Linked DNA regions of Mus musculus: region 1 is linked to region 2. Evidence: chromatin loops called from intact Hi-C (ENCODE). Cell type or tissue: gastrocnemius. All regions are shown on one strand. Region 1 overlaps Stag1 (stromal antigen 1). Region 2 holds the start of Stag1 (stromal antigen 1).

What was found. A loop is a pair of places that touch in the nucleus more often than their neighbours do. Peaks named below come from ENCODE experiments on the same cell type or tissue, not always from the same donor. Only the 100,000 strongest peaks of a DNase experiment are listed, where the experiment ranks them.
Region 1: a loop joins it to region 2, with 2.0 times the contacts of the local background. A loop is called at or near these places in 12 of 42 quality-filtered maps.

The regions. Positions count from the first base shown.
Region 1 is chr9:100,759,447-100,761,946 of GRCm38, forward strand. The region is part of intron 5 of Stag1 (stromal antigen 1); the gene reads left to right. Among named protein-coding and RNA genes, the nearest start is that of Stag1, 120 kb to the left of the region's middle. In gastrocnemius, a CTCF peak has its summit at 1,106 (motif pointing left); no DNase peak of the experiment used is centred here.
Region 2 is chr9:100,642,514-100,645,013 of GRCm38, forward strand. Stag1 (stromal antigen 1) reads left to right here and starts at 935. Exons shown (of 34, transcript NM_009282.4): 1 at 935-1,283. In gastrocnemius, CTCF peaks have their summits at 414 and 1,079 (motif pointing right); DNase peaks (open chromatin) are centred at 921 and 1,746; H3K4me3 peaks cover 2,500 bases; H3K27ac peaks cover 2,500 bases.

The sequences.
Region 1 (2,500 bases), 120 kb after region 2:
TTTTTTCAGGGAGTACTACACTAGGAGTGCAAATTTCTCGAAGTAGACAAATTGTCTTGGTTATTCGTGTTTCATGTTATTGTCATAGGACCTCGGCACCTGGAGTTACGTTATCTGTGGAATTTCTTGGTATGTCTATGTGGTCTCACCTTTGGATTTTTTATTACCCCATTTGGTCAGATTGCAGGTGTGGTACTTGATACTGTGGAATCAATTTGGAGGCAACTCTTGATAGTTAAATATGGTTTCTGAAGTGTTCCCAGCTCAGCTACCAAAAGTTTTGATTTCTCACCCCTGGAGCAAACCTTTCTGTTGATGTAGTAGATTGTCTTGCTAATGTTCAGAATTCCTTGGAGGGCTATCCAAATTGTACAGGTGGTCAGACCTTGGGGCAGCAGGGAGTCACAGTTTAAGTTGGTAGTATTTCATAAAGGATAAAGGAACTGGAATATTATGCCTTTCTCAGGTGGGTGTTATGCGGAAGGATACCTGTGTGCTGAAGGTCTTGGTGTATGGTGTGACAAACTGATTCAGGGGCTTGCTGCCTGTGGTCCTGCCCTGTGGTACCTAGTCAAGCTGAGAATAGTGTAGTTCAGTTCTCTGTTTTACTCCCATGACTGAACTTAAGCTTTTCTTAGTCACTACAAGTCCTTCTTATATCATGAGATAAAAAAATAGTAATAATTTGGTGGGCGGTGGTGGCGCACGCCTTTAATCCCAGCACTTGGCAGGCAGAGGCAGGTGGATTTTTGAGTTAGAGGCCAGCCTGGTCTACAAAGTGAGTTCCAGGACAGCCAGGGCTATACAGAGAAACCCTGTCTCGAAAAACCAAAAAAAAAAAAAAAAAAGTAATATTTTTACTCTGTGGTGTTTTGCTGTTCTCTCCTCCCTGGTGCAGTTAGGAGTCACAAGCATGTTTGGGTCTGAAATGATGGGAATTGGTGGGAGAACTCACTAATAGAACCTACCATTTTGTGAAACTAAATAATAGATGACAGTTTACTAATATAATGTTCAACCATCTTCACTCTTACCAAGGAAGGAATATATTCATATTTTAACTAGGAATGTTACAAAGTATAGACTGCCATCTAGAGACAGACACATCAGTGAAGGTAAAATCACAACTTTAAAGCTATTGTAAAAATTGCATATTTTATAAAATATCTTCATAATATTTTTTTTATTTTTACTCCGTTATTGCATACATAAACCAGGTGATTCACATGTACTCCAACATACTTAACACATTTTGTTGGAAATTTCTCTTGGAAAGCAACCAGAATATGAGTCTTTTTCTCTACATTTTGTCCAGCTTCCCTTCTTATTTCATTAGAAAGATGGTCAAACTCATTGCATTGCTAGATAATCAGCCGTGCATTTACTGTGTGCTGACACTTTTTTAGTGACTTCCTTCCAGTTTTAGTAGTCTTAGTACTACTCTTCTCTTCTTCTGAAGGGTTCTTTTACCAAATTCATTGATACTCTTTGGCAGTCTTTCCCTTTTTTATTTTGATTTATAGCTCATGTGAACCTAGATAAAGCAAACATGAAAGAAAGACCACCAAAAGTTTGTCCTAGTATCTGATTGCAATATCCGTTCAATACCATAATGGCAGATAATTTAAGAATCTGTGACTATAATCTTTGAAATATGAGGTTGATTCATACACAGAACACTTGAAAGGCCTTTACTATTTGGAATGCTTTTTGCTAGAGTATCAGGCAGTGGTAGCATATTTTATCACACATAGGTTTCAGTAGTGCTAAGTATGTAATGTTATGTCGTTAAAAGCTTGAAACTTAAAATGTTATTTGCGATATTGTTATAGTATCAAGTAGCAAAATTTTGCCTGTGTCTAGTTTCCTGTCTTTAATTTTTCATGTAACTGTCACATTTACGCCCTTTTGTTTTTAGTTGGAAAGATAAAAAGGGCCAGGCAGCTACTAGTATAGAACTTAGGGAAGTAAATCCTAACATGGACAAGAAGCATCCAAGAATACAATTCTGCTTGTCTGGCCAGTAATAAGGTGCATGCAGAGGTGACCCAGGTGCAGTTCTCCAGGCTGTACTCTGGTTTATATACAGAGCTGTGCGACAGTTTACTTGTTCCCGAGTTTCTTCTGATTGCTTCATTCCATTCTCTTCTGGTAAATACAAGGTACTTTGGATAGGGTTGTTTAGTGCTGTTGAGCCTAATCACCTCTACTTTGGATTGAAGACTAGGTTTGAGTGGTTAGGTAACTGCTGTAGTATTTTTTCTGGTTTTTAGAAAAAAAGGCAGGTTCCAACTTTGCAAACACCATTTTAACCTGGAAACAAAGGTAATTAGAAATTCAGGTTCCAGTAGAGTTCCATGGAGGTTCTAGAGTTCTGCCAAAACCAACAACCCAAGAAAAGCATCCTATCACTTCATTCATGGACTTCATGTTAAGAGCAGTGGTAAAAATAGGTTAAAGTTGGCAGCTCAGTATTGACTCTGCTTTTTATGAACTATAG
Region 2 (2,500 bases):
AACGTTTCTAAGGAGATATTGAAAATGCAGCTGCCTCTGCCAATAAAAAAAAATTGAGTCAGCAATGAGGCTGATGACCTACAAGACCAAGAATTCACTTTTGTAGTGCGGAGTTAATAAGCAGGCGGAAGGTTAGGAGAGCCTTGGTCAAGGACAGCTTAGGTAGAGAGCAGCAGGGAAGGAAGGGGTCAAGATCTACGCCTGGCTATTTCCCTTTCGGCTAGGCTCCATTATTCGCACGTCCATTTGAGAACCACAGAAAGCAGTCCTAGGCTGTGGGAGAATCTGATTGCTCGCAGAGTCTATCTTCACCGTGTAGCTTCTCCTTTCTCACTAACTAGCCAATGCTGCCGCCTTATGCAAAGCTTGCACCTCGGCGAGAACCTGCTTTACAGAGGCAGGACGACGCCAATCGGCCTGGAGCGGTCACTGTTTCCTTTTAGCTCCGCGGCAGGCAGGGGGTTCGTCCCAGTGCTCGAAACCTTTTCAACCTCGTTCTGAAAAAGCGCCTCATCAATAATAATAAACCGCGCGTTCAATTCTAGCTTGGAGACTCCCGCTAACCGGGGAGGGAGCAGGGCTCGGGGGCGCGTTGGCACGGCTCACCCCGATAACGGGCGGGTGTGGGCGGCTGGCAGCCTCAGGGCGGGAGCGGAGCGCGGCCCCCGCCGGGGAGGGGCCTCGGCGGAAGAGCCGGGGGCGGACTTCTTCCAGGCTCTTGGAGAAGCTCTAAAAATGGCGGGCGGCAACCCAGCGAGCGGGTCGCGCAGGCGCCGCGGAGTCCGTCCTTCCGCTCGCCTGGGGCGGCCCAGGAGCTGTCCACAGCGCCCTCGTCCAGACGTCTCCGCGGCTCGCCATTGGCCGAGCGGAGCAGGAGCCTCGCAGAGGGGGGCGGTGCAGCCACGCAAAAGGCCACGTTTCCCGCGCCGCTGCTGCGCGTGCGCGCCCCCCGGAGGCGAGCGATGGCGCGCGGCCCCGTCCGAGGGCCCCTGCTCGCGCCTCAGCTCCCTCCCCTTTCCGGGCAGGCCCGTCCTGTCAGCGGAGCAGTGAGCAGCGCGGCCAGCAGAGGGCGGTCGGGACCCGAGTCTGCAGCGGCGCCATTGGCGTGTGGAAAATGCCACCAGATGGCGGGTTAGGATTGCAGCTCCGTTGAAGGCGCGGCCCCCGCTCCCGAACCCCCGGCGACCACCCCGTAACCACCCCCCCACCTCGGGAATAACACACCGGAGACTTTTGGGGGGAAACTAGGTCGACGGCCGACAGCGCCCGGATGGGCAGCTGAGGTGAGCGCGGGCGGCGGCGGCGGCGGCGGGGGGCGGGAAAGGGGGAAATGCGGCGGCGGCGGCGGCAGCGGCGCGGGGGCTGGAAGCGCCGATCCAAGATGGAGGCCGGGCGAGAGCTTGGGAGCGCGAGCGGCGAGCGGCGGGCGGGCGGGCGGGCCGGCGCGGGCCCCGCGCGGGGGAGGGAGGCCGCGCGGGCCTGTGCGCGGCGCGGCGCGGCGGCTGCAGGCGGGCGGCCGAGCGTCCGGGACCCGCTGTGGGCGCGGCGGGCGCTCCGCTTCCCTCCACCCCTCCCCGCGGGCCGCGAAAACGGTGCCCCCGCCCGCCCGGGCTCCGCGGCGGTAGCGCGGAAGCCTTTGTGGCGCGCTCGGGCCCGCCGCCAAGCCCGCCCTCCGCCCCCCCGCCCGGGCTCTCGGGACTCGCCCGCGCCCGGGCCAGCCTAGGCGGGCTGGCGCGAACGCCTTCCGCCGCCCTGCGTTTCTGCGGTGCTTTGGCGGCGGCGGCGTCACATGACAAGGAGCTCGCTTCTGTCGAGGGTCCTGGGGGTCGCTCAGCCCAGACTGCTGTCCCAGGCCCCTGCTTTGCTGGGGTGGGGTAGGGCTGAGGACCTGGGCCGACGGGACGTCGCAGTCCTGGCTTTCCCGCTATCCGCCGTCCGAGCTCCGGGTGAAACGTGTCCAGGCCGGAGCACTGCCCCGCTAGTTTCCCAATCCCCCGGGAGATGAGGCCAATAAAAGTTGTTTTTCCTCTTCCCTGAAGGTGGGGGGCGGGATGAAGAGCTGGGAAACCCGAGTGCTGGGAGCTGGACTTGGAGGGGTCCGAACCGAGTGCTGTTTGTGTGTAGTAGGGACCACAACATTTTCTGGTTTTCGGATTGTCACGTCACCCGCTTCTGTCTACGTTAGGATTGTTACTGATTCTTTCCACATTGCAGACAGTCGTGTCCTGGGAGTGTTAAGCTCTGGGGTGGTTTTGGAGCCCTATAGACCCCAAATAGTGCAGTTTGTGGTAGCGAGTTATTTGCTGTTGAAGTTGGTGTTAACATGAGGGGCATGTTTATTCTCTTCTGGTTGTGCTTAGAGACAGCTATATTTTACATCTAGCAAAAGTAGTGTTTGTGAAAGTACCAAAATCCGCATAAAGTTGTACGATGTGTAACTTAATGGAATTTGTAACTTTACCTTTAGGTTTCCCAGTGGGTTTTTTTTTTTTTTCATATA